Linked DNA regions of Homo sapiens: region 2 is linked to region 1. A link is a loop called in an ENCODE intact Hi-C map of the cell type or tissue named here. Cell type or tissue: heart right ventricle. All regions are shown on one strand.

The links. Peaks named below come from ENCODE experiments on the same cell type or tissue, not always from the same donor. Only the 100,000 strongest peaks of a DNase experiment are listed, where the experiment ranks them.
Region 2: it touches region 1 in a loop (7-fold over the local background); 9 of 110 quality-filtered maps call a loop at or near these places.

The regions. Positions count from the first base shown.
Region 1 is chr16:69,287,508-69,295,507 of GRCh38, forward strand. All of the region lies in intron 5 of SNTB2 (syntrophin beta 2), which reads left to right. Among named protein-coding and RNA genes, the nearest start is that of VPS4A, 20 kb to the right of the region's middle. In heart right ventricle, no CTCF peak of the experiment used is centred here; a DNase peak (open chromatin) is centred at 14; H3K27ac peaks cover 387 bases.
Region 2 is chr16:68,891,103-68,899,102 of GRCh38, forward strand. All of the region lies in intron 7 of TANGO6 (transport and golgi organization 6 homolog), which reads left to right. Among named protein-coding and RNA genes, the nearest start is that of TANGO6, 52 kb to the left of the region's middle. RefSeq lists a silencer at 3,311-3,511. In heart right ventricle, no CTCF peak of the experiment used is centred here; a DNase peak (open chromatin) is centred at 3,419; H3K27ac peaks cover 1,350 bases.

The DNA.
Region 1 (8,000 bases):
TGCAACAAGCCAGGATTGCGCCACTGCACTCCAAGCTGGGAGATAGAGTGAGACTGTTTCCAAAAATAGAAATGCTGGAAGCGGTTGCTTATGCCTGTAGTCCCAGCACTTTGGGAGACTGAGGCAGGCAGATCACTTGAGGCCAGATCGAGACCAGCCTGGCCATCATAGTGAAACCCCGTCTTTACTAAAAATACAAAAATTAGCTGAGCATAGTGGCACATGCCTTAAGTCCCAGCTACTCGGGATGGTGAGGCACAAGAATTGCTTGAACCTGGGAGGCGGAGTCTGCAGTGAGCTATGATCACACCACTGCACTCCAACCTGGGCAACAGTGGGAAACTCTGTCTCAAAAAATATATATATATATATATGTATATGCATTGGGCCAAGCACGGTAGTTCACGCTTGTAATTCCAGTACTTTGGGAGGCTGAGGTGGGCGGATCACTTGAGCCCAGAAGTTCAAGACCAGCCTGGGCAACATGGTGAAACCTCATCTCTATTGAAAAAAAAAAGAGTAAATGAGGTTTAAAAAAAAATACAGTATTGGAGGTGAGGCACGGTGGCTTACACCAGAATCACACTGGGATGCTCTGTGTTCCTGTGGGCAGTCGAGGGGTCAGGCCAACACATTCATGCCGTTGCTACCATCTGGGGTCACTGTATTGTCCTCAAGAATTCAAGGGGATATGCTTCCCAAAATCAAGAGTGCAACTTGGATTTTCAGCATTTTTTAGTTCATGTTGTTTCTTTGGTGTCTAGCAGCTAAATTTCATTTTTCAGGTTAAAGCTTCCCAGGCTCATAGTTGTTTAAATATGATGGCTAGAGGAAAGGAAGAGTGAGAGCCAGCTGGTTCCTTGTATTTTTAAATAGACAAAAGAAACATATTTTTCGGTAATTTTACACTTTTTTGTTCTTATTCACAGCTGTATTTTTTTAAATCAACTTCCCTTTAAAGCCATATAGCTGTATTTTAATATTACCTTGGTAACTGTTAGAGTAGCTAATATTCAAAAGACAAAAAATAACAGATGCTGGTGAGGATGCAGAGAAAAGCAAACTCTTATACACTGTTGGTGGGAATGTAAATCAGTATAGCCATTACGGAAAACAGTATGAATATTTCTCAAAAAGCTAAAAATAGAACTACTGTATGATCTAGCAATCCTACTATTGAGTATTTATCCAAAAGAAGAGAAATCAGCATGTCAGAAAGATACCTGCACCTCCATGTTTATTGCTGCACTATTCACAATAACAAAGATAGAGAATCAACCTAAGTGTCCATCAGCAGACAAATGGATTAAGAAAATATGGTATATATACACAAAGGGATACTATTTGGCCATAAAAAATATTGCAGTCATGTCATTTGTAGCAACATGGATGGAATTGGAGGTCATTATGTTAAGTGCAATAAGGCAGGCATAGAAAGACAAATGTGGCATGTTCTCACTTATATGGGAGCTAAAAAAGTGGCCAGGCGTGGTGGCTCACACCTATAATCCCAGCACTTTGGGAGGCCGAGGCGCGCGGATCACCTGAGGTCAGGAGTTCGAGACCGGCCTGACCAACATGGAGAAACCCCATCTCTACTAAAAATACAAAATTAGCCAGGTGTGGTGATGCATGCCTGTAATCCCTGCTACTCGGGAGGCTGAGGCAAGAGAATTGCTTGAACCCGGGAGGCAGAGGTTGCGGTGAGCCAAGATCGCACCATTGCACTCCAGCCTGGGCAACGAGAGCTAAACTCCGTCTCAAAAAAAAAAAAAAAAAAAATGTTGATCTCATGGATGTAGACAGTACAAGATAAATACCAGAGGTTGGGATGGGCGTGTTGTGAGGGGCTGTGAAGAAGGGTTGGTTAATGGGTATAAACATACAATTAGAAAGAAGGAATAAATTCTAATGTTCAAGAGCAGAGTGTGGTGACTATAGTTAGCAATAATGCATTGTATAATTCAAATAGAAGAAAGGACTTAAAATGTTCCCAACATATAGAATTGTTAAATATTCAATGTGATGGATACCCTAAATCCCTTGACTTGATCATTACACATTTTACACATGTAACAAAATATCAGGTAACAAAATATCGCATGTACCCCTAAGATATATACAAATATTACATATTAATATAAAAAAGATTACACTGTGGTTCGCACCTATAATCCCAGCACTTTGGGAGGCTGAGGCAGGTGGATCACTTGAGCTCAGTCTGGGCAACATGGCGAAACCCCGTCTCTACAAAAAATTAAAAAATTACCCAGGCCTGGTGGTGTGTGCCTGTAGTCCCAGTTACTCAGGAGGCTGAGGTAGGAGGGTTGCTTGAGCCCGAGAGGTCAAGGATTCAGTGAGCTATGATTACGTCACTGCACTCCAGTCTGGGCAACAGAACAAGACCCTGTCTCAAAAGAAAAAAGGAAATTGTTGGGAGATTCAGAACTGTCTGTTAAAACTATAGTTGGCAAAAAGAAATCAGTTAAGCTGTTCCTTGTCTCTATGTTTTGGTTATAGTTTACCCATCTAGAAACATGTCAATGAATACCTACAAAATGTGACGAGTAAATTCAATACATAATCTTCCTAATGTTCATTTAGTTTTAAACCTTGATTAGGCTATAGTTACAGTAGAGCTAATCAGTGATCCCTCTGGTACAGAAGGACTTTCTCCTGCTTGCAAGTATGAACTTCAAGATGAGTAGGCATAGAATGCAGCTCTCTTCCTCAAGTACAGAAAGCCATTTCCATTTGTCACAGGATTTGAAACTATTTTAAAAATTGTATAGTATACTTTTAAAGGCTTATTTTCATCATACCAATTATTTAAGCCATTAAAGTTTTTAAGTCATACGAGAACTTTATGAAGGCACTTTATATGTCTGTAGTTTTGATGATATGAAGACTAAGAAGCAGTAAATATAGGTAGGAATTACGTTAATAAAAATGAAGAAAATCTAGGAGAAGAGAAGAAAAACAGGCATTTACAAGGATTTATATTGTTAAAATATATGAAGAAAGAGTTTTCTGTGACCATATTATTCACCATTTCTTAGAAATTATCTTGAGTCCTTTTTACTCATCGGTTTGGCAAATATTTTTCAGTATATACTCTGTGCTTTTACTAGCTATAATAAAATAAGGTAAGCATAGCCCCTATTTTTCAAGTAGGAAGGACAGAAACCAAAAGAATAATAGGTATGTATCAGGATTGTCATAAGGCATAAATGAAATACAGGCATCATCTAACCTTCACACACAACTCTCTGGGGCAGATGTTGTCACCTGCATTTTCAAGATATGGGAACTGGTGTTAGTATGGTTAGGACTTGAACTGGGGCCTTTTTGGGCTCCAGAACTAGAGCCTTAAGCCCTGAAATTTCTCTAAATGACTCACACTTATGACCAGGTTAAACTTCTGAAGGATATACAATATCAGTCTAATTTGTTAATACATATTTACTGAATGTTTTAGTATTTATCAAGTGCTGTGCTTTGTAATAAAAGAAAAATAAGTAAGATGTACTTCATGCCTTTGACCAAATAGCAATAAGAGAACACAGTGTCATGTTCTTTTCTGTGACCCTGGGCATGATGAACCTGTTGCCTATACCTGATGGGCTGGCTTTTCCTATGTGCAGTCACTGGGAAGGATGCCCCAGCCTTTCTCTGAGACAGTTCTGGGCTGTCAGGCCAGGTCTAACCTGAAAGACCTACTCCCTTCTGAGGTGCTCTGAGTAACACACACAGTCCTATGGCTGCTAGAGAGATGGGCCTGGGGACTTGCTGGAAACACTAGATAGGGCCCCCCAGAGCCCCAGAAACAGGACCTGTAGCATAGAACTCTGCCATTAGGTTCTTTATCCCTCATGACACACTGATAACCACCAGCAGTTCTCATTTAAAAAAACACATAGTTGGCCCAGCGCTGTGGCTTATGCCTGTAATCTCAGCACTTTGGGAGGCCAAGGCAGGAGGATTACTTGACACCAGAGTTCGAGACTAGCCTGGGTAACACAGCAAGACCCCCCATCTCTATTTAAAAAAAATGAGCTGGGCATGGTGGCATGCACCTGTAGTCTTAGCTATTTGGGAGACTGAGGCAAGATAATCACTTGAGCCCAGGAGTTTGAGGCTGCGGTGAACTGTGATCACACCACTGCACTCCAGCTTAGGCAACAGAATGAGACCCTGTCTCTAAAGAAAATAAAAATAAAAAATAAATAAAATAAGCCTGGGCAACAGAGTAAGACCGCGTCTCTATGAAAAATTTTGAAAGTTAGCCAGGCATGGTGACACATGCCTATAGTCCCAGCTACTCAGGTGGCTGAAGTGGGAGGATTGCTTAAGGCCTGCAGGTCCAGGCTGCAGCACTGCACTCCAGCCTGGGCGACAGAGTAAGACCCTGTCTTAAAAATAAATAAATAGGCTGGGCACGGTGGCTCACGCCTGTAATCCTAGCACTTTGGGAGGCCGAGGTGGGCGGATCATGAGGTCAGGAGATCGAGTCCATCCTGACTAACACAGTGAAACCTCGTCTCTACTAAAAATACAAAAAATTAGCCGGGTGTGGTGGCAGGTGCCTGTGTGGTGGCAGGCACCTGTAGTCCCAGCTACTCAGGAGGTTGAGGCAGGAGAATGGCGAGAACCCGGGAGGCAGAGCTTGTAGTGAGCCAAGATCACGCTATTGCACTCCAGCCTGGGCGACAGAGCGAGACTCTGTCTCAAAAAAATAAATATAAATACATAGACACAAAGTGGATAACATATACACTGGTTGTACTATCTACACAAAGTGGATAAATACAACACTGGTTGTATTTACCATTGTTCACCTTATTTTTTATATATATATATATATATATATATTATATATATATTATATATATATATATATTATATATATATTATATATATATATATATTATATATATATAATTTTTTTTTTGAGACAGAGTTTTGCTCTTGTTGCCCAGGCTGGAGTGCAATGGCACGATCTTGGCTCACTGCAACCTCCGCCTCCCGGGTTCAAGCAATTCTCCTGCCTCAGCCTCCTGAGTAGCTGGGATTACAGGTGCCCACCACCATGCCCAGCTAATTTTTTTTTTTTTTTTGCATTTTTAGTAGAGGCGGGGTTTCACCCTGTTGGCCAGGCTGGTCTTGAACGCCTGACCTCAGGTGATCCACCCACCTCGGCCTCCCAAAGTGCTGGGATTACAGGCATGAGCCACCACGCCCGGCCGAGTGTTCACCTTCTTATAACATCAATTTTTTGATTTATTATTTATTGAGCAAGTTTTCCTCCTAGCTTTATTAAATTACTATCGGGGAGCTTCTTAGAACGCCATCTCTAATGTATGTTTTATACTTAACAACATCCCCGTGGTGTGAAAAAGCCAGTGCCTCACCCCACAACCCCCAACTTAGGAATCTGAGAAGTAGTAGTCAGAGCAGTAGAAGGAAAACCGGGATTGGTGGGGATGGTAACAGCCATGGAAACCAGAGGAAGAGTATTTCAAGGGAGGAAAAGTCAGTAGGAGTAAATGTATTAGTTGGGATGATTTATGCTAAAAATAGTAGGACATGGCCACTAAAACTAGAATAAATATTAAATATCTTGCATAAAAGAGAGCAAGAGTGAAAGAGAGAGGGCCCTTCTCTTCCTAGTGATAGATCTTTTCAATCTGATTGAGTCAGTTTGGCTCATATGTCCAGTCTGAACCAGAACAATCACCAGGGGAAACCCATGCTTTGACTGACCCAGAAGCTGTCTATCCATAAGTCGGGAGTACCCTTCCCTGAAACACATTAGGACACAGTAAAAACCTGAATAAAATTGAGGTTTGCCTATAAAGAAGAATAGAGAAATAGAAGCTGATAGACAGCCAACAATTAGTACTACAAGTGCCAAGTAGGATGAGGCTGAAAAAGCAGGTTGGATTTAGCGATATGGAGATAATTGATGTCCTTGGGGAGAGATGCAAAACGATGTAATGGCAATGGCAGATTGCAGAGGTCTGAGGAGTGGACGTGAGGTGAATCATGGGCAAACTGAGTAGACAGCTCTTTCAAGAAGTTTTGATATGAAGAGGAGGAGAGAGGGGGAGTGGTACTTGGAGGTAAGGTACAGAGTTGAGTAGTGGCATTTCTTTTAATAATGAGAGAGGCTTGAGCATTTAAAAAAGTGAATGGGAGGGATCTGATTCAGAGGGACATGTTGAAAACACAAGAGGTAGAAGTAGTAATCAATCTTTTACAATTTCTAGGAAGGTGGAGGTAGATGCAATCCAAGGCACAGGTGAGGGGATTGGCCTTAGCCTGGAAGAGGGACAGATGGAAGAGAAGAAATAACGGAGGGAGATGTAGAGCCTATCTTGGCTGTTGAAGTGGGCAGTGCCTTTTACTGCTCAGTAATTTGGGCCATAGACATCCCTGGCTTTTTCTCCATCCCTAAATCCAACTGCAGTTATAGGCCACTTTTATGTTGTTTGAATTTTTATTTTATGTTTTTTGTTTGTTTGTTTGTTTGTTTTTAGAGAGACAGTCTCATTCTGTTGCCCAGGCTGGAGAGCAGTGTCACGAACATGGCTCACTGCATCCAGGCTGAAGCAATCCTCCCACCACAGCCTCCCAAGTAACTGGGACTACAGGTGCATGCAACTATGCCTGGCTAATTTTTGTAATTTTGGTAGGGATAGAATCTCACTATGTTGCCTAGACTTGTCTCAAACTTGTGGCCTCAAGCAGTCCTCCACCTCAGCTTCCCAGAGTGCTGGAATTACAGGCATGAGCCACTGTGCCCAGCCAGTTGTTTGAATTTTTAAAGTTACATCATGCTTGTATCATCAGGAAAAAAAAAATTGTTTTTTGACTAAAGAGCCATCAGTCAGTCCCATACACTGAAACTCTTATCACTATAAAGGATTTTACAGGCTGGGCATGGTGGCTAATGCCTGTAATCCCAGCATTTTGGGAGGCCAAGGAGGGTGGATCACCTATGGTCAGGAGTTTGAGACCATCCTGGCCAATATGGCAAAACCCTATCTCTACTGAAAAAAAAAAAAATACAAAAATTAGCAGGGCGTTGTGGTGCGCCCCTGTAGTCCCAGCTACTAGGGAGGCTGAGGCAGGAGAATCGTTTGAACCCAGGAGGCGGAGGTTGCAGTGAGCCGAGATCATGCCACCACACTCCAGCCTGGGCGACAGAGCGAGACTCCATCTAAAATAAAATAAAATAAAAGCACCTACCGCAGAGCCCTGTGTTTATGTACCTTCCTCTCTTGATACCTGAAGAACTGTAGTTTTTGATTTTTTTTTTTTTTCGCTCTGTCACTCGGGCTGGAGGGCTGGAGGGCTGGAGTGCAGTGGTGCAATCTCAGCTCACTGCAACTTCTGCCTCCCAAGTTCAAGCAATTCTCCGGCCTCAGCCTCCTGAGTAGCTGGGATTACAAGCACACACTGCCATGCCTGGCTAATTTCTTTTGTATTTTAGTAGAGATGGGGTTTCACCATGTTGCCCAGGCTGATCTCGAACTCCTGAGCTCAGGCAATCCACCTGCCTCGGCCTCCCAAAGTACTAGGATTACAGGTGTGAGCCACTGCGCCCAGCCAAAACTGTAGTTTTTTACCCCTTTAACTTCAGTACTTACTATTGTGCTGCTATTGTGTGTCTTTTTCTATTTCTGGTAACAACCCTGTTAAACAAAATCAACATACTGAATTTTTTTTTTTTTTTTTTTTTTTTTTTTTTTGAGACAAAGTATTGCTCTGTCTGCCAGGCTGGAGTACAGTGGCCCGATCTTGATCTCTGCTCACTACAACCTCTGCCTCCCAGGTTCAAGGAATTCTCCTGCCTCAGCCTCCCGAGTAGCTGGGACTACAGGCGTCTGCCACCACTCCCGGCTAATTTTTGTATTTTTAGTAGAGACAGGGTTTCACCATATTGGCCAGGCTGGTGTCGAACTCCTGACCTTGTGATCCACCCGCCTTGGCCTCCC
Region 2 (8,000 bases), 400 kb before region 1:
CCAACGTGGTGAAACCCCATCTCTACTAAAAATACAAAAATTAGCCGGGTGTGGTGGCTCATACCTATAATCCCACCTACTCAGGAAGCTGAGGCAGGAGAATTGCTTGTACCTGGGAGGCGGAGGTTGCAGTAGGCCGAGATCGCACCATTGCACTCCAGCCTAGGTGACAAGAGCAAAACTCCATCTCAAAAAAAAAAAAAAAAAGAAATTAGCTGGGCATAATGGGCATCTGTAATCCCAGCTACTCGGGTGGATGAGGCAGGAGAATCACCTGAACCGGGGAGGCGGAGGTTGCAGTGAGCCAAGATTGCACCACTTCTTTCCAACCTGGGTGACAGAGCAAGGCTCCCTCTCAAGAATTCAAAAAAAAGAAAGAAAGAAATGGAGCATGTGAGAACTGCTTTCTGTTTTGTTTTATTTTGTTTGCTTTGAAACAGAAACACGTTTATTCTTAATGTTTTTGACCATTTTGATTCCACCCACTTTTTTCTTTCTCTTTTAAATTTCTAGCCATTCCTTCCAGAAAAATTCCATCCTCCAGATATTGAAGTTAGATGCTGTACAAGCCAATGTACAGTCCAGCTTTGCTCAGTCTGCTCTCCCTTCCATGGCTGAAGTTCTATGATTCTGCTCTGTTAGTTAGCACTGATGGAATCACCTGTAGCTACAGCTTAAGGAAGGAAGGAAGAAAGGAAAGAAGGAAGGGAAGGACGGAGGGGAGGAGGGAGGGAAAGGGAAAGAAAAGGAAAGGGGGAGGGAGGGAGGGAAAGGAAAGAGGGAGGGAAGGAGGGAGGGAGAGAGGAAGGAAGGAAGGCAGGGAGGAGGGAGGGAGAGAGGAAGGAAGGAAGGCAGGGAGGAGGGAGGGAGGGAAAGAGAAAGGAAATGCATAGGGCATTGTAACTTCCCCACAAAAATAGAGCTTTTGAGAAAATAGCAGCCTACTTTGTTCATTTATTCTTTGATTCAATCAGTCACAGAAACATTTATCAGGTATTTACTGAAAGCCAGACACTTTGCCAGGTTCACAAATACAGAAATGATTAAAAACCAACTGCTGCCTTCAAGGCGTTCCTAGTCAAGTAGACAAAGAGTTACAGTAGTGTGTGGGCCATAGCTAAGATCATCCTATCGCTTATTGCAGAGCAGCCCTCTAAGCTTAGATGAAGAATTGTAAGGCTTAACCACAGACGCCTCATATCATAGCTGGCTGGATCTGCGAAAGAAAGCCGAGGTGCAATTAGGAAGAAATGTGGAAATCCCCAGACTGCCACTGGGGTTGTTGGTACCAGTCTGTATCCTTGCCTAATCTGTTTTCATTGATCCACATTGGCCTCTGACTTTGCCCCTCAGCTCTTGCTACATGTTTGTATTTGAAAAGCCACGGGTAAGTGGAGGTTCAGTCTTTCTTTTTTTTTTTTTTTTGAGACGGAGTCTCTGTCTGTTGCCCAGGCTGGAGTGCAGTGGTGTAGCATGATCTCGGCTCACTGCAACCTCCGCCTCCTGGGTTCAAGGGATTCTCCTGCCTGAGCCTCCCGAGTAACTGGGATTATAGGCACCCACCACCACATCCAGCTAATTTTTTGTATTTTTAGTAGAGACAGGGTTTCACCATGTTGCCAGGCTGGTCTTGAACTCCTTACCTCAGGCAATCTGCCCGCCTTGGCCTCCCAAAGTGCTGGGATTACAGATGTGAGCCACTGCACCCGGGCCAGGTTCAGCCTTTCTTCCAGGCATCCTTTCACTTAACCCCAGAGAGGCTTTTATCACACCACGCAATTGAAAAGCTACCTTAAGTTCTCTCCCTTCACTTCTTCAGCTTTCCCATATCTTGGTATTTTGTTTGGGGATCCCTAGTTGTGGAAATACCTAGAGTAACCAGAAAACCTTTCAACTGAACATGATTTCATCTTTAAAGGACTAACTTCAGGACTGATAGCATAACAGAAAGCATATGAGGAAGAGTTAGAAACTTGTTACATCTGGTCACATTGAAACTTCAGTTGTTTTGCATTTTTTGTTGGAGTGGTGGTTAATTTTTTTCAACTAGTCTCACGTCTTAATGATTGAGGTACCAAAAGGGAATGAAGGAAATGAGCAAACTTGCAGTCAAGTCAGAGAATCATAGATGAGATACGAAAGAGGCCTTACAGCACCATTCATCCAACCTTGTTTCACAGATAAGGAAACAGAGAAGTCCACTGATTTGTGTTAAGTCACACAACTGGTCAGCGGAAATATTCATAAATAACTCTGTGTAAGACATACCCAACCATTATACCATTAAAAAAGGGAACTTTCAGTGATATGCTTCTTAGGAACATCTTTATCGTAGGTAGAAATCATACATGAAGTGGCCAGGCACAGTGGCTCATGCCTGTAATCCCAGCACTTTAGGAGGTGGGGCTGGCGGACCACTTGAGATCAGGAGTTGAGACCAGCCTGGCCAACATGGTGAAACCGTGTCTACTAAAAATACAAAAATTAGCCGGGCGTGGTGGCACGCACCTGTAATCCCACCTACTTGGGAGGCTGAGTCACGAGAATTGGTTGAACCCAAGAGGCGGAGGTTGCAGTGAGCCAAGATCACGCCACTGCATTCCTGCCTGGGCGACAGAGTGAAACTGTGTCTCAAAAAAAAAAAAGAAAACAACCAAAAAAAAAAAAAAAAAGGAAAAGAAAAATAACACGTGAAGTATTGTATTGTGTTTCAGAACTTGAATTCCCATCCCACTTTGCCTCCACGTGATCAGGGAAGACCTGCCCCCCGCCCCGCCCCAACTAGAAAGAGACTAAACATAAGCACAGTCCAAGGAAATCACACAACACCCAGGTGTTGGGGCACAGAGGTGGAGCGGTCAGGCCCTGCCCTCCATGGGGCAGGAACAGCTTGTCTGTTGTGCCTTCGCTGCTTCCTCAGTCCATACTGTCACCAGTCCAATGTGGAGGAGGCTGGAAGGAACTACCCCAACCATTTCTTCCATGTGTAGTATGATTTCATGGGAAGGATTATTCCTTTTTAGTGCATTGTTTGGCTATTGTAAGTGCTGGCTGAGTTCGAAATGCAGCATTGGCTGAATCAGTCCAGCCTCTCATTTCCCTGAATAGGTTACCAAACTCCAAATATAAGCCAATGATCAGGGGACGATAAGAGGGAAGTGACCAGATTCTACTTTGGGAGTGTAAATAGGGTAAATAGGGAGTGTAAATGTTGGATATCAGGTGCAGACTGAACTTTAACCTGCATAGGAGTTCAGAACTAGACAAGAGATTGGAAGAAGGGGGCTGTCCTTGGAAGCAGCTGGCCAGAGTATACCCCTGGAGATCTACTGGAAAACTTGGTATTAATAGAAGGGAGCTGTATAAGTAGGAGGAAGGGGAGGTGTTACAGAAGCCGCTGTCCATGGTGCCACACGGACACTTCAGCTCCAGCTTGCAGAGCTTGCAGGACTAGGGTTATTAAAAGCCTGACATGCTGGCATACTGACTCTGAGGGTGGGGACAGCTGGGATAAAATTGGTATAGGCTAGGAACTGAAGCAATGAAAATCTCATTATGCACAGGGGAAGGAGGTAAGTATTGAGAGGCCAGGGGTATGTGTTTGGGGATTTTTAATATTGTAGTAAATACATACGAGATTTACCATTTTAACCATTTGAAATGGTATAATTTAGTGGCATTAAGTTTATTCACGATGTTGCTCAACCATCACCACTATCTAGTTCCAGAACTTTTTCATCACTGTACGTGGAACTCCCATATCCATGAAGCAATCAGTCCCCATTCTAACCTCCGAGTCCCTGGCAACCACTAATCTGCTTTCCCTCTATGTGGATTGTGAATGGATTTTGTCTCAGACAGATCTGGGTTTATCCTGGTTCTGCCCTTTGCTAACAATGTGTCTTTGCTCAACTGACTGACTGCTTCTTTGAGCCTCAGTTTTCCGCATTTTTAGAATAGGAACAAAAATGCTTCACCTGCAGGACTCCTCTTATGAAGACTTTCTGTATGTTAAATGTTTGGCTGAATACCTGGCTCACTCTTGAGTGGAATGCAGTACATGGTAGTTATTGTTTGCTTCATAAAAGCAGTAACAATTAGCCAGGCATGGTGGGATGTGCCAGTAGTCTCAGCTACTCGGGAGGCTGAGGCACGAGAATTGCTTGAACCCGGAAGGTGTAGGTTGCACTGAGGCGAGATCATGCCACTGCACTCCAGCCTGGACCACAGAGCAAGACTTTGTCTCAAAAAATAAAAATATAAAATAAAAAAATAAAAGCAGTAACAGTGGGCTTCCTTTAAATTGTGTACTACTGTATTCACTGCCTATTCACCAAAAATTCAGGTAACACTACTTCATAATCTACTCTGATAGGTGCTGAAGAAGGGAGCTTGACTTTTGCCTTCCAGGCTAGTTCAGGGGTTGGGAGATAACTATGTACTATATTCCTGGACCAATTATATGTCACAGGCTCTAAAGTGCAATTGGAATTTAAAGAAGAAAAATCATTTCATAGTGGTTAGGTGCTCAATATTTGAATGAATGAGTGAGTGAATGAATGAACAGTTGAAGAGTAAATATATGGCAGGCTTATGGAGGAGGCAGAACTTGTGCTGGATCAATTTAATAAGTACCATTGCATATCTTTCATCTCCAAAATCAATCTGGTCATTAGGATGCATAGCTGTGCTTAAGGCAGATAAAAGAAACTGTATTTTTAAAAATTATGTATTTTTATTATTTTAAAATTTTAATTGACACATAATTGTACATAGTTATGTGAAACTGATTTTGATTATTGTTTTTAGATGACTAGTCCAAAACTTTTTAATTTTAATTTTATTTTATTTTATTTTATTTTTTGAGACAGTGTCTCACTCTGTCACCCAGGCTGGAGTGTCTCACTCTGTCACCCAGGCTGGAGTGTCTCACTCTGTCACCCAGGCTGGAGTGCAGTAGCCATGATCTTGGCTCACTGCAACTTCTACCTCCTGGGTTCAAGCAATGATTCTCATGCCTCAGCCTCTTGAGTAGCTGGAATTACAGGCCCACCCCACCACACCTGGCTAGTTTTTGCATTTTTAGTAGAGACAGGGTTTCGTCATGTTGGCCAGGCTGGTCTCAAACTCCTGGACTCAAGTGATCTTCCCTCCTGAGCCTCCCAAAGTGCTGGGGTTACAGATATGAGCCACCACACCCAGCCCAAAGCTTTTATTTTTTATTTTAATTAATTTTTTAGAGACGGAATCTTGTTCTGTTGCTTGGGCTGGAGTGCAATGGCTCACTGCAGCCTCAAGCCCCTGGGCTCAAGAGATCCTCTTGCCTTAGCCTCCTGTGTAGCTGGAAGTACAGACATGCACCACCATGCCCAGCTAATTTTTATTTTTTGTAGAGATGGGTTCATGCTATGTTGCCCAGGCTGGTCTTGAACTCCTGGGCACAAGTGATCTTCCCACCTCAGCCTCAAAGTGCTGGGATTATAGGCATGAGCCACTGCACCCAGCCCAAAACTTGTAAAGGTTACATGTACTTCCATCAAGGAAGTTTAAAGGGAGGTAGATTTGAGCTCAGTACCGAAGAAATTTACTATTAGTGTTGGAAGGGAGGTGGCAATTGTGTATAGATCAAGGAGAGGCCATTGACATTCTTTAAGATACTGTAGAAAGCATTTATTTATCAGATTGAAACAGAAGAAAACCTTAATTCTAAATCTTTTCACTTAAAAAAAAGTCCTATGTCTCTGTTTCTATCCGTGAACTTGGTAGATACTAGTTGGTAAATTGGTAAGGGTTATTCTTTTTTATTTTTTTATTTTTTTGAGATAGAGTCTTGCTCTATTGCCCAGGCTGGAGTGCAATGGCATGATCTCGGCTCACTGCAACCTCCACCTCCTGGGTTCAAGCGATTCTCCTGCCTCAGCCTCCCGAGCAGCCAGGATTACAGGTGCACACCACTACGTCCAGCTAACTTTTGTATTTTTAGTAGAGACGGGTTTCACCATGTTGGCCAGGCTGGTCTCGAACTCCTGACCTCGTGATCCACCCGCCTCTGCCTCCCAAAGTGCTGGGATTACAGGTGCCGTGAACCGCTGTGCCCAGCTGATAAGTGCTACTCTTAATTTTTCTTTCTCTTTCTGCATGCTCTTCCCCTCATCACTATCCATTTAACCTGCTTTATTTTTCTTCCTAGCACTCGTCACTACCTGGTATTATATAGTTGTTGTTTCTTGCCTGCCTCCTCTACTAGAATATTAGCTCCTTGAAGCAGATACTTTGTTCAGCACCGTATCTGCAGGGCTGCAAGTGTGCTAGCACAAAAGTGGCACTCAATAAACATTTGTTGAATCTTTATATAAAAATAATATATACGTATAAATAGCTGTACATTATTTCCTAAATTTTAGGCACAAGTAGTACTTGTTCATTATAAGAAGATATAGAAAAGTATAAGGAAGAAACAAACAAAAAATTAGCGGATTTTTTTTTTTTTTTTGAGACGGTGTTTTACTCTTGTTGCCCAGGTTGGAGTACAGTGGCATGATCTCGGCTCACTGCAACTTCCGCCTCCTGGGTTCAAGCGATTCTCCTGCCTCAGCTTCCCAAGTAGCTGGGATTACAGGCATGTGCCACCATGCACTGCTAACTTTGTATTTTTAGTAGAAATGGGGTTTCACCATGTTGGTCAGGCTGGTGTCGAACTCCTAACCTCAGGTGATCCACCCGCCTCAGCCTCCCAAAGTGCTGGGATTATAGGTGTGAGCCACCGCCCCTGGCCAAATTAGAGGAATTTATCAGCAACAACATATAACCCTGAGGAATGTGCTCAGTTGAGTTCTTGTTAAAGTTTGGGGTGCTTTGGCCCTATCAAGCCAGTAAATAATGAAGACTTAACTCCATTTGTTTTTTGTTTTCTTTGTTGTTCTTGTTTGGGGGCTTATTATTTTTTGTACAAAAAATCCTGGTAAGGAAGGATGGCTCCACAGGGATTACCTCCGAGAACACAGGATCCAAAGCCGAACAATAGGTCTTTACGTTATCTGGAAGAATCTCTTCTTTTGCCTCCTGTAATTGGTGATATCATCATTAGGCCTATACATGACTTCTGAACGCTGCTGTACACAGCACTTCATTTAGCTGGGCTTATGGAGATTAGATCATGCACAGGAAGCTGGCTCCTTGGCTAACAGGCTCCAGAGAGGAGTCAGGAGGCTTAAGGGATGTGAAAAATTAGGGCTGATTTTTAAGAGACAGGATTCACTGGAAAAGCACAGAGATTTTTCCAGCTCATGAAAGTGCCTCCATGATCTTTAGTTTCATGAACAACGTTGATTCCTACTTCAAAACTCTTTCTATAAATAAGGGCCTCTTTGAGCTTCCCTTCCCTTCCTTTTATTGTGTTGTATTGTATTTTATTTTTTATAGTGATGGGGTCTCACCATGTTGCCAAGGCTGTTCTCAAACTCCTGGGCTCAAGTGATCCTCCCTCCTTGGCCTCCCTAAGTGCTGGGATTACAGGTGTGAGCCATCACACTGGGCCGCTTTCACCCGCAAAATAGGGCTCCTAGTAGTGACTTTGTGAGATTGTTATAATTTTAACAAGCTAGCTCTTTAAAGAATCTAGCATAGTACTTGGAAGATAAAAACCTATTATGATTCCCAGAACATACACCATGAGCATAATCATTGTCAGCTCATTTTCTTTCTCTTTTTACCATTATCACTGTCCATACTATCAGGTTTTAATTAACTTCTTATAACAGAATTACATTTTGAAATCCTATTGTGTTTAATTGGAGTTTTGAATAACATTTTTGTACTTCTTAAGATACTTGCAATTATCTGCCTTATTATTATTATTATTATTATTATTATTATTATTGGTTTACTTGGCTGGGTGCAGTGGCTCATACCTGTAATTCCAGCACTTAGGGAGGACGAGACAGGAGGACTGCTTGGGCCCAGGAGTTCGAGACCAGCCTGAACAACATGGCAAAACCCCA